Regions from separate parts of the Mus musculus genome. Here region 1 is linked to region 2. A link is a loop called in an ENCODE intact Hi-C map of the cell type or tissue named here. Cell type or tissue: heart. All regions are shown on one strand. Links, peaks and the distances in the headings refer to the core of each region. The heading gives the core; the rest is flanking DNA. Region 1 has its middle 53 kb from the start of Gm41329. Region 2 holds the start of Tmem65 (transmembrane protein 65).

What was found. Hi-C counts contacts between places; a loop is a spot of excess contacts. Peaks named below come from ENCODE experiments on the same cell type or tissue, not always from the same donor. Only the 100,000 strongest peaks of a DNase experiment are listed, where the experiment ranks them.
Region 1: a loop joins it to region 2, with 1.9 times the contacts of the local background. A loop is called at or near these places in 1 of 42 quality-filtered maps.

The regions. Positions count from the first base shown.
Region 1 is chr15:58,701,010-58,711,988 of GRCm38, reverse strand. No RefSeq gene overlaps it. Among named protein-coding and RNA genes, the nearest start is that of Gm41329, 53 kb to the left of the region's middle. In heart, for the core only: a CTCF peak has its summit at 5,389; DNase peaks (open chromatin) are centred at 4,118 and 5,478; H3K27ac peaks cover 1,672 bases.
Region 2 is chr15:58,819,702-58,830,680 of GRCm38, reverse strand. It overlaps Tmem65 (transmembrane protein 65), which reads left to right and starts at 7,254. Exons shown (of 7, transcript NM_175212.4): 1 at 7,254-7,838. The coding sequence starts at 7,553. In heart, for the core only: a CTCF peak has its summit at 7,062; a DNase peak (open chromatin) is centred at 7,050; H3K4me3 peaks cover 3,132 bases; H3K27ac peaks cover 3,029 bases.

The sequences.
Region 1 (10,979 bases), core at 1,572-9,571, 120 kb after region 2:
GGGCCATCCAAAGGACTTCTTTTCTTCTTAAATATAATCTAATCTGGGTGGACTTTTAGATCACCAGATCAATAAATTTGGGAAACTCAAACACAATAATCCAAAGATACATTCTCTACCAGTGTTAATTTTCCTTTGGGATTAATAAGTCATTATCCACCAATGAAATGAGTATATAAAGGCAGGATTATTGGGAACCAACTCTCAGGTAGGTTTGCTGGTCCAAAGGAACAAGGCCAGGGAAGTTGCGATGGGAAGGGAGACAGAGAGGAGGGGAAAGAGAAAGAGAGAAAAAAGCATGCACACAAAGGGAGAGAGAAAATGCAGAGAGAGTCAAAGACAGAGAGAGAGAGAGGGGGGGGGGGAGGGAGAGAGAGAGAGAGAAAGAGAAAGAGAGAAAGAGAGAGAGAAAGAGAGAAAGAGAGAAGTTAAAATGTCTGAGGGAGGGAAAGCCCAGTCCCTGGACTGGAACATTCAGGGTAGAGGGCAGGGTATGTCAGGTAAAGACTGAGGGATGCTGGGAGAACCTGCAGCCAGGTCCACTTTGGTATGGTAAATATGCACCTTTAGCTGTTTGTCCCGGGTGTGAATCCCAACAAGTATGCCTAGCAAAGTCAAATCAATCTGGTGCATTGGTTAGGAGCTCATATTTGCAGCAAGGGAGATTTGAGTTCAAACCAGAATAGCCCACTGTATTAGCTCCCTGTTGCCACCACAACAAGCTATCAGCAAACTTGGCTTAGGATGATGCACATTAATTTCTATACACTATAGCTCAACAGTATATCATTGATTTCATTGGGCTAAAACCCAAGTGTCAACAGGACAGCGTTCCTCATGGAGACTCCAGGGGGAGCTTCTTTTCTTCGCCTCACCAGCTTCTAGAGGCTGCTTCCTGAATAAACTGATGACATGGCCATGATGACATGGTTTGGTTAAGTGGAATGTTTTATTATAGCTACAAGAGCAAAAACAACCAGGGGCATCTGGAAGAGTCCAGAGCATGGAAAGAGTAGAAGATTGACCGTGGCCAGCAGAGATCTGACCAGGAGAGAAGCAGGAGCAGGAGGTGTGTTGGGGGAGATACACAGACAGAGAGGACCAAGAGAAGACAAAGAGAGCATAAGGAAAATGGCAGGGTTATAGGAAGTCATGAGTTGTTGCAGAGAAGGAAGCTGCTGAGCTGGGGGTAGTTTGGGGTGGTGGTGGCGGGGAGGTGAGAAGAGCTAAGAAGAGCCAGGATGCCTGCATAGACTCTGAAGTGTGTAACAGGTACTTAGGATACTGAGAGAGCCTGGAGGCCAGCAAGTACTGTGGTATGTTAACAGGTACCACAGATAGCCATTTGTCCCTTTAGCAAGTGATCAGGGAAGTAGATCCTTTGATAGAACTCAGCTTCTATTGGGAATGCTGGCTTTTGTCTAATAGCCAGAATTTGGGAAAATGGAGTTTCCTTTGGATTTGACACCCATTCCCTGGAGTCACAGCCCTTCTACACACCCACCCCTGCATCAAAGCCAGCCTCGCCACAATTCTTTCCCATCTACATCTCTTTTGTTCATGTGTAAGGACACTGTTGCTTACTCCGGAAGCACTTACAATTATCTAGAACGTTCTCCTGGTTGTGTGGTCAGATGATTAGCAACTTTATTCCTATCTGCCATCTTCCCCTTTGCCACGGAATCAAACTTAGGTTCACAGAGTCTAAGGACTTGGGTCATCAGAGGGAGGCATTATCTTGCTTACCACAGGCACCGGCTAGGTGTATTGCTTTAAAGAAGCTACTAAACACTTTAATCCTAAAACCCTTCCTTAGTAAAGTAGGAATAATAGAGGGCAATTCATGAAGTGAGAGAAGAATTACTTGAAGTGAATGTACCTCACCAATGTAGCCCAGGACCTCACACATATTAAATCATCCTTAAATTAATTAATTTAATTTAATCTTTAATTAATCATTAAAGAGTGGTGGCCCCTCTTCACTCGTAAATAAGCAAGTACTGACACAGAACTCCCACACCTGCACCATAGACCATGATGACCTTCAATGATGCTTCCAGACATCTCAGCTAGCAATAGAGGCAGCAAAGGCTCTGTTCCCATACCTCCCGCCTGCCTTGAGCCTGACTGACACATGCCCTCCCTGAGATGGATGCCGCACTCACCACCGTCAAGGATCTGGGCGCTTGGCAGTGATCATCCTGGGAAAGAAGTGGACTTGGTGTCATCAGGACAAATGACTCAGTGGCTGTGAGCCTGGCAAGCAGTTCCTGCATCTAGGAATGGCCACAGACAGACACCTCAAAGAAACCAGTCAGGGCCAACTCTGGCTGGAGGCACAATCAAGCATACAGTGATGTACAGAGGTCCAGGTGCCCTCCCTTCTTGCAGTCACTTGCTGCTTCTGACTTTAGGAAGTAGCTAGTGGAGGCCTCCCACAGTCTCCTGGGGCAACCGAGAAATGGAGGGTAAATCCCTGTGTCATGAGCAGACAGCTCATCTCGGTCTGATATCCTGATGTCTGTTCCCTGATTCTTATTTTTAAGTCATCCTTTTTCCATGGGCTTCTCAGCTCGCAGAATGGCCCTATGGGAGGGAAATGGATCATTTGGGGTTTCACTTTCTCCTCTTGATGGCCTCCTTCTCTGCTCTTATGTTCAGACTCACCACAGAGCAGTCCCTGGCCATACTCTTAGGCAGGATCTCCCCTTCTCCTAGGCTTTGCTCCCTGTCACTCCCATGTGCTTAGACCTTCGCTGTGTTTGTTTTTATTCTGTGTCTGTCCTTGGATTCTGATTTCTCTTTGTCGTTGGTCTGAAGTGAGTTGAAAAGAGCAGGAGAGAGAAGTTGATGGGAATCTGTGACAACAGCCTTCTACTGAGGATGAGTCTTTCCACCCACCGAGAAAGCACTGCAAAGTCATATGGGCATCTTGGTGCCTTACAGTGTCTTATGGGACCCTCTGGCATTCTGTGCATAGGGACAGTAATCCTGATATTGCCACTAGAGCTGCCCCATCCAAAATGCTGATAGCGTCCATTGAAGGACACTGTTCTAACTGGATCGCCAGTCTTTGCAAAGTTAAAGGTACTTGTTTGATGGCCCTTGGGTAACGAAAGAACAGGTAGATCGTCTTTTATGTGTTTTTGCCGGTTTTGTCCTGAGAGAGAGAGAGAGAGAGAGATTAATGTATATGAAGAGCTGATTACCTTTCTTTTCTTATTTTTTTAATATTTATTTATTTATTATATGTAAGCACACTGTAGCTGTCTTCAGACACTCTAGAAGAGGGTGTCAGATCTCATTACAGGTGGTTGTGAGCCACCAATGTGGTTGCTGGGATTTGAACTCAGGACCTTCAGAAGAGCAGTCGGCGCTCTTAACCGCTGAGCCATCTCACCAGCCCGCTATTTCTGTAAAGTAGTATCGATATCCCTACCCCTCCCCAGATTCACCAAGTGATGAGATGAATTGGTTGTTTGAGCTATCTGGTAAGTTATGTGGCCTCTTGACATTCTGGGGTAACTTGACACTAGTCTCAGACACCTTAAAAAATAGTCCTGTCTTCCATGTTGGCTACTGGCAGGACAAAGTGGCTTTTGCTTATTATGTGAAGCTCCCGGCACCGCTGAGGTCTGGGCCACCCGCAGCTTGGCCATTGGCAGTTGCTTGGCTCCCTCTGGGTGACAGGCTCCCTTCAACAGCACAGCATCAGATAGCTGCTTGTCAGCTCAGCATCAGATTTCAACCTTGTTCTGATTTTTTTCCATGCCCTTGTAACCTCTGCTCCCAGGTTGCTCACAGACTCGCTTGTCATTTCTGCAGAGACTGACTGTCTTGCTTGCATACCCCTCCCCCATGCACCCACTCTTTTGGCCTGTGAACTAATCAGCTTCCAAGGACTGTGGTGTTTTTCCATAAACCTCTTCTGAGCCTCATTGTCCATATTAATGCACTTTAGAGACAGCTGAAGGAGAGCTGTGGGAGGTGCCAGGCATGTCAGGGCTGAGGAAGATGCCCATCAGTATGAAGCGAGCAATGGAGGTTACTACCCTCTACCTTGAGGCCCGTCCCCTGGGGTTCTGGACATAGCCTATGATCAGTCAGGACATAGGGCTCTACATCTGGCAGCATTCTGCTCTGTACAATCACAGATAAGCTGCAGACTAAGGCCAAAAATACCAGGGCCAGAGTCTGCAAGGGCTAAGGAGCACACAGCACAAACAAGTTTGAGTTCGTGTCAGTTGTAATCAGTTGGGGGCAGCTGCATGAAGTTCTGAGTTCAGCATGGCCTGAAGTCAGAGAAACTAGAACTGGCCTGCTCTTGTAATGGTGTCTGTGTTGGGCATATGCTGGCAGAGTGGCCTTTGGAGGCCATTTACAATCTGAGAAATTAAGTCCTGGTAAAATGAAAAGGCTTTCACAAGGTCAAATAACCTGTCGGTAGTAAATGTAAGAACAAAACTCAGATCATTGACCCAGTCAATATTATGACTTCAATACATTTACATTTTCTTAGGAAGAGAAGCTGCGGAAACTAGGTGAGTTTAACTCTTCAATCCATTATCCGACTGTTCTGAGGCCTTAAGCACCACTTAGAATGTCTGCGATTCAGTTTCCTTAGATGCAAAATGGAGTGGAAACATTCACAATGTTGTTGGGAAGTTGCATGTGGTCATAGTACAAGGCTCAGGGCCTCACATGCACCTGTTCAAGGTCTTTCCTTTTTCCATAGTAAATGCTATGGATTATTTAAATGGCCATTTTTGGAAGCCTTTTGAACATCACAGTGATGATTTGGCTACACAGATCTATTTTCTTTCTCTGGGAGCTAAGATGAATGTCAAGGTTTCTCCAGCTCTAAAACTGTGTTTGTTTGCACAGCTAGGAATAAAGCCCACGTCCTTTGGATGCTATAAAAATGCCCAGTCACTAAGCTACATTCCCAGACCAGAGCTCAAAAGCTTCTGTGAATGCAAATGACTTCCAGAACCTTTATTTAGTTGCTCCCCTGAGCTAGTACTCTGGAAATTAGCCCTAGGACGTTTGGAGCCTGACCAAGGTCATGCCAGGTATAATACATTCTGATCTCCAGGTGGTAACTCTGTGCTGCTGGTGTGTGCTGGGATGGATTCCTTTAACCTTGCAAGGACAGAGACTGACCTTTGTCACCACAGTGTCCCAGCACCCTGTACAGGGCCTAGCACATGAAGGTGGTAGTTTTTATCTGGTTGAGAGAAGACACCCAGAGTTTATCCACAGCTCAAAGAGTTGAATTTTGCATGGTTGGCTTGTGAGTCTGAGACTCTGGCCAAGTCTATCAGTTTTTCTAGTGGCCACTTGCCTTCCAGGCATTCAATGAATAAATCAGTGAAATGACCTTTATCTTTGAGGCAGTAACGGAATGGACCAGCAGGAAAAGCTGCCATCTATCTGGTGGGGCTGGGCCGAGCTGTAAAGCATTGGCATGAGTACCTGTGTCTCCTCTGAAAGCCAAAGAAGCACAGGTTAACTAGAACATTCTGCCCCTAGGAGGGAGGGAGGAGAGCGGTAGGCAGGACCCAGGAGCTTGACACAAGTGAGGTTTATAAATAGCAGCACAGAAACTTGGAAGAGAAGAAGCCAAGTGAGGCAAAGGAGAATGGGCAAGTCTCAGAGAGACCATTCTAAGATGCAAATAGCTAAGCAAACAGAAGCCAGATTTCTTGGTGGGCCACTTGGTAGCCATTCCCCTGATTAGGCTGGAAGAACCAAATGGAACCTGTGCAGAGAAGCATCAACAGGAGGGACAACAGGCTTACCTTGTTCGTTCTCCAGCCAGCCAGCATGCTAACTCCATATTTCATGGCCACCTGACTCTGGACAGGTGTAGGGGACACAACTGTAATTAAGGCTCCATCTCTACAACCAGGAAGGGACACACATGGCTCACAGTATTATGAGCCTCATCACAAGCTCTTCTGTATTGTCCCATGCTTTTTTCCACGAATGGACACCATTTCCTCACCCTGACCCCTTCCATTCCTCCTTGAGAACATATCCTTTTTTTCAGGTGTATTATTCTCGTCCATCCCAATCCCACTCTGGATGTGAGAAGTCTGTCTCCATGTCCTCTACCCTGAGTCCAGTGACAGTGATGCGCCATCTGCAAAGTCATAGCCAACAGAGTACACATCTGGTGTTCCTCACAGGAGCTCTTGAAAGAAAAGCCGTTTTCCCCAAAAGTGAAGCTCTGCTAGAGTGAGGTCAAGCCTTGCCCACACATATACACACACCTGTACACACACATGTATACACACACACACACACACACACACACACACACACACATGCACATACACACATGTGCACACGCACATGCATACGTATATGCACACAACCGCACACACACCATTGAGAGCCGAGTCCCCATTGTCTCCCCCTGTGCTTCTTTTCTGGTGCTTGCACTTGGTGTCTGGACGCCTGTGCTTTCCTTTCCCAGAGTATGAAGGAAACGAAACCTGCATTGAGTTCCTCCTATGGGTATGGGCCAAACAGTGTTCTAGGCACCTTGTGCATAGCTAGACAATTCTCAAAACGGCCTGTAAGTCAGGGACAGGAGGCATCATTTCTACATAGAAAGTGAGTGATGTTAGATAAGTTGCTTAAAGTTGCCGAGCTAATAAGTGACATGAATCAAGACAGAGGCCATCCCAGGCTTCAAGTTGGGCCTTGGGTAAACACAAGGAAAATTTTTTTCTTAGAAACTCTAATTTATTTAGCTTAAAAGCTTAGTTGAATCAATAAATGAAAGTAAGCTGTGAGATTGCTTTTTCTGAATTCTAAACATAGCTTAAACATATTTATTTTCTAGACAAAATAAAATATGGTAAGATAAAACAAAAACCACTCTATTGAAGTTAGCCAAGGCAAGCCAACAGAAAAATAAAAGAGTCTCAAGAGAAGACACAAGAATCAGAGACCCACTCGTTTACATCCCCAGGAGTCTCATAAAAGTACCAAAGTGATAGCTATAGCATCTATGCAGGGGACCTGGTGCAGACCCATGGCCTGCTGCGTCAGGCTCTGTGAGTTCATGTGAACTTCGCTCAGCTGTTTTAGAGGACCTGTCTCCTGGTGTCCTTCACCTGCTCTGTCTACTCCATCCCTTCTGCCTGCTTTTCCAAGGGATTCCCTGAACTCTGAGGGGAGGGATTTGATGGAGACATCTTGTTTAGAGCCATGCGTCCTAAGGTCTTTCTCTGTTTAATGCTTGGCTGTGGGTTTCTCTATGTGTCTCCATCTGCTGTAGGAGGAATCTTCTCTGGTGATGACTGAGTTATGAATATAGCGGAATATTATTATGAGTCATTGTTTCTTGTGTCGTGTTTTGTTTGCTGTGTTTTGTTTTGAAGACAGTAGTATTTGGTTTTACCCTAGGTCTCTGGCTTTTCTAGTCTCTGGTTCATGGTCACCCAAGCAGTATCAAATTTAGGCTCCATCTCATGGAGTGAGCCTTAAGTCAAATTAGACATCAGTTTGTTAATCCCGCAGGTTTGTGCTGACGTTGCCTGAGCATACTTTGCAGGCAGGACAGACTGTAGATCAAGGGTTTAACACAAAGAAATATTTTCATGTAGGGCAACAGCCATAAGGAAGGAGGGAGAGGAGGAGTATGACCTGAGCTAAAAGCTGGTGGATAAGAAAGGAGGGCAGATAGGAGTGACAAGTGGAGAAGCCAGTGAGCTGAGCTGGGGCTCCCATTTCCCTGGCCACAGGCTTGTCTGCTCTCTCTGCCCACAGGCCCTGATTCTGTTCCCAACTCTTCTTGACCCAGCAGTGCCTGGATGTCCAGGAGTTTGGGAGCACCAACTCCTGGCCTCGTCGAGGACCTGTGGACCTCCTACACTTTGTTTCTTACTTCCCTGTGCGGTTTTTCCAGTGGCGACTGTCCTTACCTTGGTGGCTGTTGTCTGGAAGTGCAGAGAGGCCTTCTATGGGAGACTCAGGCTGTGGCTCTGTAGGTGAAGGCCTTCTCTATGCTCCCCCAGGGCGGTTCTCAATGAAAGGGACAGTGCACGTTTATCTATACCATGTATTGACTGTTCAGCCTACCAACTCCTCAGGGTGGACCAGAGATTAAATAAATACCTTTTGCAGGGAGGGATGTCTGGGAAGGGAAGCTTATTGGTTAAACCCTCAGGGCCTCTATATCCTCATGAGATGGAGAACTCTGTTCTGGGCCACATGACCAATGTGGGGAGTATGGTCACGTGGTCTGGGTCAGTAATCTGGCAGGGACAGGGAGGCGCCAACCGTCTTAGGTGGGTGCCTGGGTACCAGGGTCTCAGACCCACTCTATCTTACCAAGATTCCTGTCACAGTCCACTGTCTCCCAGCCCCTACTTTTCCTTTTATAAAAAGGAGAGGTGTCATCTGAGTGACCTGACCAGCTCTAATATTATTTGTAGCAAAAATTTTGGGTGGGGTCAGGTATAAGCATCAAAATAAAACACAACATAAGCCAGAGGGGTAGCAAGGGGTGGGGGCTAGGAAGACTAGGGATTATTCAACCAAGTAATTGAGACTTTTTTGGTTTTTCCAAAAATAGAGCGAAAGGTCAAGAGGCTGAGGCACAATGGCTGGCAATGAGGTGCGGGAGAAGAGACCATAATGGAAGAAGGACTGGACAGACATGTCAGAGTTGTGCTCCATAGGACTCTAAGGACAGATGTGGTGGGGGAAAGAGTCAAAGGTGGTTCTTGGCTTGGAAAAGTGAGGACAGGGATCCTCACAGCTGGGCTGCCTTAGTGGGGCGAAGAGCTGCATAGGCCGAGTGCTGGAGCCTTGAGGCACTGGAAGAAGTGGAAATGGACTCACATTTAGCTTTCTGCTTAGGGGATGGTCTCCCTTGGAGCAGTCTTTCTGATTTTATTTAGAAACACCACACACACACATGTATACACACACAGAGGGACAGACAGACAGACACACACACACAGACGTACACACACAGAGACACACACAGACACACTCACACATGCACAGACACACACACACATACCCACATATGTATACACACACAGAGGGATAGACAGACACACACACATACACACACATAGTCACACACGTATACACACACAGAGGGATAGACAGACAGACAGACAGACACACACACGCACACACACACACACACAAGGATCCTCAGTACGCAGCTCTAGCTAATTAGAACCTAAAAAAGCATTGCTCCATTTTTGTAGTAATTAGAGTTCTTCTCGGTGGCTGCGAGATTTACAGTAACTGGAAAAATTCTCTCTGATCCCGGCTTTCCATGCATGGTACTCTGAAGGCAAGGCTCCTTTCAAACAGATCCAATTAGTACAGCCATGTACAAGTCTGACAAGCATCCTGAAGATACGGACAGAGGGACTGAAGGAAGGAGGGATGGGCGGACATGACAGAGAGCAAGGCACAAACACTGAGAACTGAATGGTTTCTGCTGAGAAATGTTCCTGTTTGCTGACCTTGGCTTCCCAAATCAGTTTATTGGGAAGATGTTTTCTGGAAGTGAGATTCCATTGCCTAGAAGAAGAAAGAGACACTTATTCATAGGTACTCGGGGAGAAAGCAGCCTGCAGAGGGAGAGGAATCACCCCACAGTGTGTCTTCAGGAGACTCAAGTCCCTGGCTTGCACATCCAGACCTGTATGGTTATTCCCGCTCTGGGAATAGACACAGTAAGTCAGTGATAGGTTCTGCTCTGAAGTTACTATGTGGAAAAATCACAGCTCTATAGCCCAAGTGTTGAGGGATGAGACAGCATCTTAGGTATCCTCTGGAAAAGAGCCATGGATGTCGGGAATTTGTACTGAGTGACTGTCATAGTCACTTGCTGGGGTCTTCACTGTTTAGGAAGAGAAGCCATCAGCCCGTAGAACCTGAGTTTTGTGGAAGAACCCAATGCACAGGCTCCCCTGTGAACATGGCCCAGAAAACAAAACAAAACAGAACAAAAGAATGGAGCAGTCAGCCGAGGCCTGAGGCCTTAGGCTATAAAAACTTGAAGTTAATAAAAACTCCTTTCTGGCCTGTTTTTCTGTGACATTAGCTCACGTTTGTAGAAAGCACTTAGAATAGGAGCAGAGGCATATGGAGCATTACGTAAATGTTAATTTCTCACTGTTCTTGTTTTATTATTATTCTTTTTGTCCTCACCCTGGGAGGCAGATAAGGCAGGCTGTGGTGGCCAAAGTTAGTCATTTTACGTATAATGGAAAGAAACTCAGAGCGATTAGCTTGCTTAATTCATGCAGCTTGCTTAATTCATGCAGGAAAATAAACAGCAGAGGCAGGGTCACATCTGTTCTCACGGATGACTTCCTTTGGCCCCTAATAGCCCTCTTGGTCACACAGATACAGGGCAACGTTCATGAGCAAGGCTTTGTGTATGGCTGGGAGGGACTGGTGAACAAATTCTCAAGGGTGGTTGTTCTTGTTGTTTTGTTTTCAAAACAGGGTTTCTCTGTGAAGCCCTTCCTGTCCTAGAACTCGCTCTGTAGACCAGGTTAGCCTTGAACTCACAGAGGTCCGTCTGCCTCTGCCTCCTGAGTGCTGGGATCAAAGGTGTGCGCCACCACTGACAGGCTGCCTTGAGGCTTTGATGCCACACTGGCAGAGCACTAGAATTTTAGGTGTGCATTCCTGGTCTAAGCAGATAACTGAACCCCAAGGCTTTGTGTGTGTGTAAACTAGGCAAGCCCTCCACCAGGTCCAGAAGTAGGCCTGAAACAAGATATAAATATTTGCTCACCTTATAACCTAGAGCTGGTTTTGATAGAGTCACTTTGTTATAGATTACAAGAAACCATTTGCACTTTGTTCCATGGGAAGAAGTCTGCACATACACACTAGTGGTGCTTTGTTTGTTTTGAGTTATATTAAACTAAATGTTATTCAGAAAACAAGATTCGGTGACCTTGGTGTGAAGGAGTCCTCTTCCT
Region 2 (10,979 bases), core at 2,064-10,063:
AAATTACTTCTGTGTGTGTGTTGGGGTGTGAGCATGTGTGTGCAGCTGTATGTACTTGTGTTCACACATGGAGTCCAGAAGAAGGAGCAGGTATCCCCGGTCATCCTTTCTTATTCCCTTGAGGTAGAGTCTGTCCTTGAACCTAGGGACTGTGTATTTTCAGCTAGGCTGGAAGCTAGCAAGCCATGGTTTCCCTATTGCTGGGGAAACAAGCACACATGAACTGCCCAGCTTGTAACATGGGTGATCATGATTGTGTAGCAAATGTTCCACATTACCGAGCAAACCAGAGTCATTCCCCATCCCCACGGAATCCAAGAGAGCAGACTGAATATTCAGAATGCAGTTCCATTTTCCAGTTGTTCTCATACCAAAGGTAATCCCAGCTTCCAGTTTTATAGTAAAACTTTTGGTTTTATTTGAGCTATATCTATGTCTATCATGAACAATTCAAGCCAAAGAGAAAAGTGCAAAGGGAAAAATTATTCAAAAGACTATCTAACATGCCCACAAGAATGACTGGTGCGACATCAGGAGAGCGTCATTTCAAGCATCTCTAACAACATGAGCAGATCGGACAGAAACCACGACCGACTCTGCTTCTCTACCTAGCTGGCTCTCCTGCCTCTTAAAGGCTTTTTGGTCTGAAAGTCCAACAGTTAGACCCAGACCCTGCCATCATCTCAGTATTACCACAGTGGTAACTTGACTGGCTTCCTAGCTCCAAGTGATGCCACAGTGCAATGGTTACTAGATGACTCGAATTCAGGGATTTGGATCCCACAGAGCCAGTAAGTTGTATTATAAAGCAGATGCCTGTATCTCCATTTAACAGGTTAGCAAGGGAACATTACAACTTCAGGTCCAGACAGAGAAATGAGTGATGGAAAACCTGACTTATTACTATCGAGTAGTACAGACAATACGTAGCAAGGACTCAAATCCAAGCACTGCGGCTCTAACATAATTCTTTCAACTATTGTCATCTAAAGCTTGAGTTGGGCCGGGTGGACCAGGATGATCCCATGCATATGACTGACAATCATCTGAGGCTGTAGGGCTCAGGCCTCCTCCTCCAAGTGATCTTTTCAAAGGGTACTTTGGATTCCTTTGTTTGGCAGCTAGATTTGAAGAGCTTCATATGTCATCCAGAGAATTATGTTGATGCAGCAGCAGCCTCCAGATATGTCACCGGACTGAGTTGTCCCATGGGCTACAGAACACACAGCCAGCCAGCCAGCCAGCCAGAATCAAGATCCTTGAGTCACATATTGAGAGAGGTTTAAAAATATGTCTTTAAATTCTTTTGCCCCTCTTTAGAATTGGGGTCTGTACTTAATCTTGATTGTCAACTTGATTGGATTAATAAAAGCCTAGGAGATTAGTGAAGCACACTTCTAGCTGCTTGTAATGACATACTCAGAGACAATTAAATCATGAGGGCTCAGGCTTAATCAATAGATTAATCACTTGATGGATTCATAATGTGGTAGCAGTACTGGGAGGTAGTACAAGATAGGAAGTGGAGCCTCATGGGAGGAAGTCTCTGGAGGCGTGTTCTCAAGGGCATCCTTTGGCCTGGCTCATTGGCATTTCCCTTTGCTTTCTGCTTCCCCTCCCCCAGCAAGTGAAGATTGCGCTGTGCTACAAGTTCCTGCTGTTAAGATGACTTCTCCAAGCACTTGATGCCAAACAACCAGAGGCTGGACACTCTGAAACTGTGAGCCCACAATAAGACTTGACTCCTTTGTTTCTTTAAGGCATGTTGGTCATAGCAACTAAAGAAGCAGAAGAGAACCTTTCCTTTGACTCAGGGCTGGCTTTAGTGGCTTGCTTCCCCAGCCAGTAGGACAGAGAATACAACAAGAGGAATGACTTCCAAGGACAGGGCAGAATAGGCCACAAGCCTGGTTCCTTTCAGAGTCCCACGCTGGGGCAGACCAACTGCCAGGTAAAAAGTTTGCTATGTTGGAAGGCCTGAATTTGCAGATAGCCAACAGCCAATGTTGCATGTCGGTTTACATGGGTGAGCCGTTTTGGAGGTCTGGCCCAGGTGAACCTTCGAATGGCAGCAGCTGCAGCTGGTATCTGATTACAACCGATTTAGAGACTTGACGGAAGAATTGCCCGAGGAAGCCCATCCTAAAATTTGAGCTGCAAAATAATGACAAAATAAACCAAGCCAGTAAAGTTTGGTTCACTCAAAGAGCAACAATTAACTAGAACAATTGACTCACTTGTGCCTGAGCAGTGTTATGTGCACCCCCCCCCCCCCCCCCGCCTTTGCTCCTGTGCTGCGCTTTCTCCAGAGAGTGTAATTATAGATAACAAAGGGCAAACATGTCAGCTCATACCCGGCTGGTCATTAGTTGAGTGTCTCTGGGACTTGTCTTTTTTATCTGAGCTTTATCAGAGATTACACAAGACTATAATTGTCCTACAATGGGTGTTACCAGTAGGTGTTCAGTTTAGGGATGACATATCTATCAATCTAGAGGTATTACAATTCTTGCCTTTATTTTTACTTTAATCTACACATTGCTTAGGATTGAACCCAGGGCCTTGTATGTGTTAGGCAAGCACTGTGCACCACTCAGCTATATTTTCATCCGGAGAGGAGAGGCATTCCTTTTGAACTTCTTGGTATTTAAAGTTTACTCATTTTCTTTCGTTTTTTTTTTTTTTTAATTTTATAAAAAACAACATTTAATTGAGGCTGGTTTACAGGTTCAGAGGTTCAGTCCATTATCATCACGGAGGGGAACATGGCAGCATATAGGCAGGCATGGTGCAGGAGGAGCTGAGAGTGCTACATCTTCATCTGAAGGCTGCTAGAAGAATACTGACTTCCAGGCAGTGAGGCTAGGGTGAGGGTCCTAAGATCACGCCCACAGTGACACACCTACTCCAACAAGGCCACACCTATTCCAACAAAGCCGCACCTCCAAATAGTGCCACTTCCTGGGCCAAGCACAAACAAACTATCAAAGCGGCTCTTCCTATCTTATTTCACCCAGAAGTTTACTCGTGTACAAGACACTTCTCATGCAAACCATTCTTTTAATCTAGTTTAACATTTACCCATTTATTCTAGGTGCAACCTGCCTCATAAGTGTCTTGCTTATGCATCTATTTTTTCCTACTATTATACATACAAAAGGCAATACAGTAAGTCCTCAAACAAGCAAGTGCATATTAGATCCGGTTTGTAGTGTCTCTCTTATCAGCTAAGGCAAATCACATGGCTAAGCCTAGAGTTAATATGCTGAACTACACAAAGCCAGAAGATAACAACAGTTTAATTCATTGGGAGTGAGTATTGACAATCTACTACTTTTATTTTAAGGAGAGGGTCTTGTAATGGATATTTTTGGTTGCCAACTTGACTATATCTGGAATGAACTACCATCCAGAATTGGAAGGCACACCTGTGATCCAGATCTTGAGGCCAGGAGACATAAGTTTCTGGCCTGGATCTTGACATGGAGATCTTGAGGCATAGTGGCTATGAGTCCCAGGAGACTAAGGCAAGGAGATCTCTAAGTTCAAGGTCAGCCTGGGACAAAACAAGTCTCAGATCTAGTCGTGGTGGTACACATCTTCTGCTGGAGACCTACATAAGGACATAGGAAGAAGAGACGACTAGGACCTGGTTTACTGATGGCTCTGCATGATATGAAGGCACCACCCAGAAGTGGACAGCTGCAGCATTACAACCCCTTTCTGGGACAACCTGGAAAGATACAGGTGAAGGAAAATCTTCACAGTGGGCAGAACTTCAGGCAGTATACATGGCATTACAGTTTGTTTAGAAGAAGAAAAGGGCAGATGTAGGACTGTTCACTGACTCATGGGCTGTAGCCAGTGGATTGTCTGGATGGTCATGGTGTCTGTTCACAGCAGTAAAACCCTAACAAGTTGGTGCCAGGGACTGGGGTATTGCTGTGATAGGCCTGACCATGCTTTTGTTTGAAAGAATGTGGATTTTGGGGCTTTGGAATTGGAAAGCAATGGAATGCTTTAACTGGGGCTTAATGGGTCATGCTAGTAGGAATATGAAAGACTTTGTTGCTGAGAGTGATTTGAATTGTGCAGACCTGGCCCAAGAGGTTTCAGTGGAGAAGAATTTCAGTACACAGCCTGGAGACTGTTATTGTTTTGTTTTGGTGTGGTATTTTGAACATTCAATGCAAGTTTTATAACGGACAACATTTAATTTGGGCTGGATTACAGGTTCAGAGGTTCAGTCTATTATTATTAAGGCAGGAACATGGCAGCATCTAGGCAGGCATGGTGTAGGAGGAGCTGAGAGTTCTACATCTTTATCTGAAGGCCACTAGGAGAAGACTGGCTTTTAGGCAGCTAGGACTACGGTATTAAAGCCCACACCCACAGTGACACACCTACTCCAACAGGGCCACACCCACTACAACAGGGACACACTTTCTACTAGTGTTACTGCCTAGGTTGAGCATATACAAACCATCACAGGTCTTTTTTTTTCTTTTTTAATTTTTTGAGACAGGGTTTCTCTGTGTATCCCAGGCTGTCCTGGAACTCACTCTGTAGACCAGGCTGGCCTCGAACTTAGAAGTCCACGTGCCTCTGCCTCCCAAGTGCTGGGATTAAAGACACGTGCCACCACTTCCTGCCACCATCACAGGTCTTACGTAGCTCACATTGGCCTTGAAGATGCTATGTAGCTAAAGCTGGCTTAGAACTCCTTGATCTTCCTGCCTCTGCCTTCCAAGTGCTGGGATTACAATTGTGCATCACCATGCCCTGCTTAACAATGTACTATTAACACATTTAGGCAATGACTTATAAGTGTATCCATCGGGTTCTGAGAGAAACGGAACCGTGTGTGTGTGTGTGTGTGTGTGTGTGTGTGTGTGTTCCAACAATGGCATCTGTATGCTGCAAAGGTGGAGAACCCAGAAGCCACTCAGTACTGTAGAGGGCACCGGTAATCACAGATAAGCACTGGAGAAAGTAGGAATGTTAATCACACAGCGTTGTCTCCTCAGTGGAGAAAATGTATATGTTTTCCACCAAGAAGGCTGAGAATGTATGTTGTTAATAGCCTGGAGATCTTTGCTATCTATAGGGCTATCCTAGATTCTTTCTCCCTAGACCTCTCTTTGTTTCTCAGTCAATAGAACCCATCCTTAGAGGAGGTGTCATGTGCACTTCATAACCTGGTAACCTTTGTTCTATCTGTATGACCAAAAGCACACCAGATCCTAGGCCCTTAAGCTAAACAGCCCATCTTCATGGTCGAGGTCACATGAACTTTACACATTAGTTTCAGTGTAGCTTTAAGCTTTATTGTGCAGGTGGGATTGGGATAATTGTTACCAAGAAACTTTTCCAAAATTGTACTTTATTTAAATAAGTCTAAAATAAACTGGTCTGGTGTCAGACTCCAGAAGTCTGAATCAGCACCAGCTGACTGCTGGCTGAGCTGAGGCTCTGGTAGTTCATTTCCCTGCTGCTGTAGAGCTTGCAGGACCCTCCCCCCCCCCCCCCCCCCCGCTCCCACAACACACACACACACACTGTACATGAAGCTGGATTTGGCCACAGTCCAAATCTGGTGCTTGGGACTTGGAAGAGTCCTGAAGGGTTTCTGGTTGTCATTCCAGCTCAGAAGGCTGTAGAAGGGAACAGTGGTGTCAGTGGAGGGCAGCAGTAGGAACAAAGGTGGACACGTTCTCTGGTAAGAATTGAAGGCAGTGTAAAGAAGCAATATGGGAATTTCAGAGTTTCGAGGAGTCCTCTTCTTCTCTAGGCCACCCGGCAGAAGGTGCCACCCACTCTAGGGGAGGGTCTCCCCCCCCCCCCCAGTTAGCCTCCCCCCCCCCGTCCCCCCTCCCGTTCACTCTTGAGGACATTAATTTTAACTGAAGGGTTTATAAAAGTACAGCTGATTGGACTCTCCGACATACTTTAAATCATCTCTGGATTACTTATAATAACCAATACAGTGTAGGTGCACGGAAATAGTTGTTACACTGTTCCATTAACGGAATAATGAGAAAGTCTGCAGATACATCTTTTTTTTCCAAGTACTTTTGGTCTGAGGTTCATTGCATTTGCAAGTTCAAAACCACAGCTGTGGGACTGGCTGTGCTGTCTTACGTGCTTATAGCACATTCACTTCATGCAAGGTTCTGAGCTGCAGCAGTGGTTACGATAAGGAGGGGATTTGGATCTTGATTACACTTGAGTAGATTTATCGTCTAAGCAGATTTATTTTTCTAAGATAGGGTGCCTAAGTGTCCTCAGATAGGTTCAGATAAAGCAGTGATCTTCCTTACAAAGAAGGGAACGTTTCATGAAGGAGGTGACATTTGACCCTGGCCTTGCAAATATCTAGGATCTGGGCAAGAGGGATGAGTCTCTCCTCCGCGTGGCACCAAAAGAGGGACATAAATCCCCAGAGACCATTCGATAAAGGTTTATGACATTCTCGCCCTGGCTCCAGAGTTGACAATCTCCAAGTAAACAGCTGTCGGGTCAGGGAAGAGTATTCTCCTCCCCAAATCTTAAGTCTCAGCCTCACACCCTCCTCTTTTTGGGACGGGTTGAGCCGGCCCTGCCGCCTTCCCCAGGGTGCTGCCAGAGAGGGCGTTTCAGCGCCGCACTGTCTGGCCTCGGTGGGCACTCTCTGGCTTGGCGAAGGGTGCGGCTCTTTGTGCTTCATGTCCCGCAGGCCTGGGCTGGGTGCGGTGACCCCACGAGGCTCTTATCCATCCGGCTGCTCCTCCAGGGCCGTCCGAACTCCAGATTTAGGACGGTGCTTCGGAGAGCAGTGCGGGAGCTGCACCACCCCGCCGGGCATCCAGCCCTGAACTCTATTTTGCTGCTCTCTGCCGTGCATTTAACACAGGCGGATGCCGTCTGACGGGGTAAGCACCCCTTCCTTTCCTTGCCACGCAAAGGAGTGGGTGGAGACTCCAGGATGAGCTCCCTCCCAAGCGGCTATGCGCCTGCGTGGCCCCGCCCAGTCCCCGCCCAGTCCCTGCCGCCCCGCCCTCCTATCCCGGGCTCCGCCGCTAGGGGTGGCGGCTGCGGCTCGGGCCTGATTGTCACGGCGCGGTTGCTTTGAGGGCGCAGCAGCCCTACCGAGTGAGGCCGGCGTGAGGCCAGAGGGTGGGAAAGCGGTCGGCGGCGGAGGGCGGCGCCGGAGGAGGGCGGCGCGCGGTGACTCATCCCTCTGGAAGATCAGACACGCTCGCCGAGCTCGCCCGCGCCGCCGCTCCTCATCCGGGAGGCGCCCGCCCGCCCGCACCGCCCGCCCGCTCCGAGCTCCCGGCCCGGCCGCGGCGCAGAAAGTTTTCCCGGGCTCACGGCCTGCGGGAAGCGGAGCGGGCACGGCTGGGAGGCGGTCGCCGCGCGGGCCCGCCGAGTGCATGGTGTCGGGCGCCCGGGCCGCGCGTCAGGAGGACCCGGGGCGGGGCCGGGCTGAGCCCAGCTCCTGAGCCTCTGTCCAGCTGCGCCCCGAAGCCGTCTTCCCTTGGGACCGCTGCGGGGGTCGCGCTCCAGCGCCATGTCCCGGCTGCTGCCGCTGCTGGGGAGCCGGACGGCGCGCAGCCTGAGGCCCGGCCCTGCCGCCGCGCCCCGCCTGCCGTCCTGGTGCTGCTGCGGCCGGGGACTGCTGGCGCTCGGGGTTCCCGGCGGTCCCCGGCTTCTGGGCACACACCCCAAGAAGGAGCCCATGGAGGCGCTGAACACGGCGCAGGGCGCGCGCGACTTCATCTACAGCCTGCACTCCACGGAGAGGAGCTGCTTGCTCAAAGAGCTGCACCGCTTCGAGTCCATTGCCATCGCACAAGGTAAGCGGGTGGGGCCGCCTGGGAAGACCTACTTCTCAGACCCCTGTCGCCTCCCCACACTCTGCCCCGCTCCTGGCACGGCCGAAAGGGGAAACTTTCCACCTTCCGAGTGTCCCCAAGACAGGACACGAGCGGATCGTGCCAGGTAGTTAGGGCCGAGCTTGGCTGGTGCCTCCCTGGCCGTGGAATTTCGGAGCTTCATCCTGAAATGTCAGCTGCCTCTCAGGGTTGTGTTTTGGTTTGTCCTGTGCCTCCTCTCTCCAGCCCTCCATTCCCTAAGCCTTTGGTGTCTTCCTGAGACCGTGTACCCATGCAGGTGGCATGCCCTGCCTGGTCTAAGAAAGTGCCAGGAACTGGGCAGGCAGCCGGAAACTTTCTTGAAGGTGTGTGGATGTCCCCTCCCAAGATGCTCTTGGTTTGTTATATTGCTTCTCACATTTGGTTGTGAAATGGCCCAAGGAAAGATTGTATCGAGCCAGCAACTGAGTGTGTACTGGAAGTCTGGAGATTCAAATTGAACTCCAGAGTTTGTTTCCTTGGAGTTTGAAAGAATGAAGTGAGTTTTTGGGTGGTTGGGGCTAAGAAATCTGTGACTTGAAAATGAAAAGCACACTTCTACTTAAAAATAATTGGGAAAGGATGAAAGGAAAGCTATTTTTAAACAGACACGTTAAGATAGGATATTTTTAAAACAAGTGCGGAATGTGGTAGGTCAGAATTTGAGTGTATGTGAAAAGGCATTGAAAAGATGCAAAGACTACAATGGATTCAGTCTTTAAAGTTTTTTTTTTCTTGCTATGTAAATTCTGTTGTATACACAAAAACACAGCTACTCTTTATGTGACATTTGGATGTGTTAGGAAGTTTTTAAATAGTTGAAGTTGGTAATATAAAGTATTATGTAAACATTCTGTAAGTTCTGAAGTATAGAACACTTCAGCACTGATTCGGAACGTGGCTTTCAGGCATCTTGAAAGGTTGCATTTGGCCTGTGCACGGGAGGAAAGCAAGCTCTTGCCTGATATTAGATTACCTTTACAACTTAAGAGACTTTTTATTGGTTGTATCCTTTACTACTCTGATTTTTTTTTTCTCCCCAGTTTAGGGGATTGTGAGCCACTATAAAGTAATGGATAATTTCAGGCATTGCTTACCCACAACACTTTTTCAGGAAAATGCAGTATTCCAATCAATTCAGTTAGTAAATCACAACATTACAGAAAATCATAACCGAAAACTAGCATACCTTTAGTCTATGTGTGGCTTAAAAAGACTCAAATTCTGAAAAAGTTCTCTTTGAAAACAATATAGACAGGCGTATCTTAGAAAGTCAGTTTGTGTCGCTCAGGTGAGGCTGTAAACGTCATTTTCCCTTTTCTAAAGCGAGGTCTTGGAAATTCTACATTGTCAACATGGTATAAGATTGGAGGATCCTTTGAATATAATTTTATAGCAGTTATTGAAATGCACGTTTTACAATATCAATACCTGACTTGCTAAATTTTATCTATTTTGCACATACCAGCAGGGTATTGGGTAGGAGTGTTAGATTTTCTAATGAAGACAGTGTTTTAAAATCTAAGATGGTTTTAGCTATCCTTGGAAGGACCTAAAACCTCAAGTCCATGGAGGTCATTAGCATCAATAAAACTTAAGGATCTAAATTATTTGAGGAAGCCGTTGGTCATTTAAATGTATTTGTTCAGGAAAAAACAAAGAGAGGTAAATCTATAGGAAACAATTTGGCGGTTTAATGTCTCCCCTTTATAAGCTAAAACACTTCAAAGTTTGGACATCTGTCTTTCTTTGTTGATGCTTCTGGCTAGCTTCCGAGTCAGTGACACTTAGAGGTGCTGCTGCGTCAGTTTTTAGCGTGCCTTGGTGCCCACTTAAGTTTTATTCCCAATCACGTAGTTAAGGGGATAACTAGACTTGCTTAGTATATTACCTTGTTCACCAATTACATAAGGTAAAAGGACCTCACTGCCCTGGGAATTCTTGTCCCTCATACATACTATTCTAAAATCAGTGGGTTTCTTGGTTTGTTTTAAATGAAAACCTCTCATGTTTTCTTTACCCTTTTCAGCATTCTTGTTTTTCTTCTTCTTCTAATACTTTCATCACTTATTTGTGTGTGAGCATGCTACTGCATGCTTGTAGAAGTTAGAGAACAACATATGGGGGTTGTCTGGTTTTTCCTGCCAACACACTGGATCCAGATCATCAAACTCAGGCCCTTAGGCTTGGCGACAAGTGCCTCACTAGCAGGCCATGTCATCCATCTTAATTCTGTAAACTACCAACTAAAGCACTAAATGTAGAGTACTAGCTATACTTTCTAATGACATATTGTCCCTGGGCAAGGGCTGGTTCTTACTATAGGAAGCCTGTGTGTCCTTGGAAAGGTGCTTAAGGTTATCCTGGGAAGCATTCAGGCTTTGATAAAACATTACAGAAAGGAAAAAAAAATCATCTCTGCTTTGAAATGGGTCATAAGATCTGCTGAAATGTGGCACTCAGTTCTTATCTTTCTCATGTGTCTATCAGCAGGCCTGTGGTAGAATTTGTGACAAGATATCACTCTAGAATCAGTTTATATCAGATGAGGCAGACCTTGTGGGATATCTTATCTGAGTGAATTGGGTTGTTTCGGTTTTAAAATTACAAACTGATTTTTCCTTTCCAATCTGAAGGCAGAGTTTATGTTACACTCTTACCTGCTCAACTTGTTTTCTCTTGCAGAGGTAGCAGGCATTCCACTGACAGTAGGGGTTGGCTCTGTCAAAAGCAGAGCTGATGTATGACGTCGGTACAGTTGCCTGTTAGCATCAGCCAAGATTTTTAAAGCAAATTCTTTCCTCCTCATTTTTGCAACTAACATTTCTGCTTATAATTATTTTTAAAGTCTTTAAAAGTACATTTTGCTTTTGAAACAAGATAGTGTTAGTTGTTATTCTAAAACAGGTTATATCAAACACACAGAAACACAGAACAAGCACCACACAGTTTCTAGTGTCCCCAAGTCCTGGATCCACTCATTTGGGTATTTCTTATTCATAGTCTCTCATGATATTGAAATCAAGCTTTTGGCTTTCTGAGGTCTTGGCTATGGCTGGAAGGAGTTCTAGAAGCCAGTCTTTT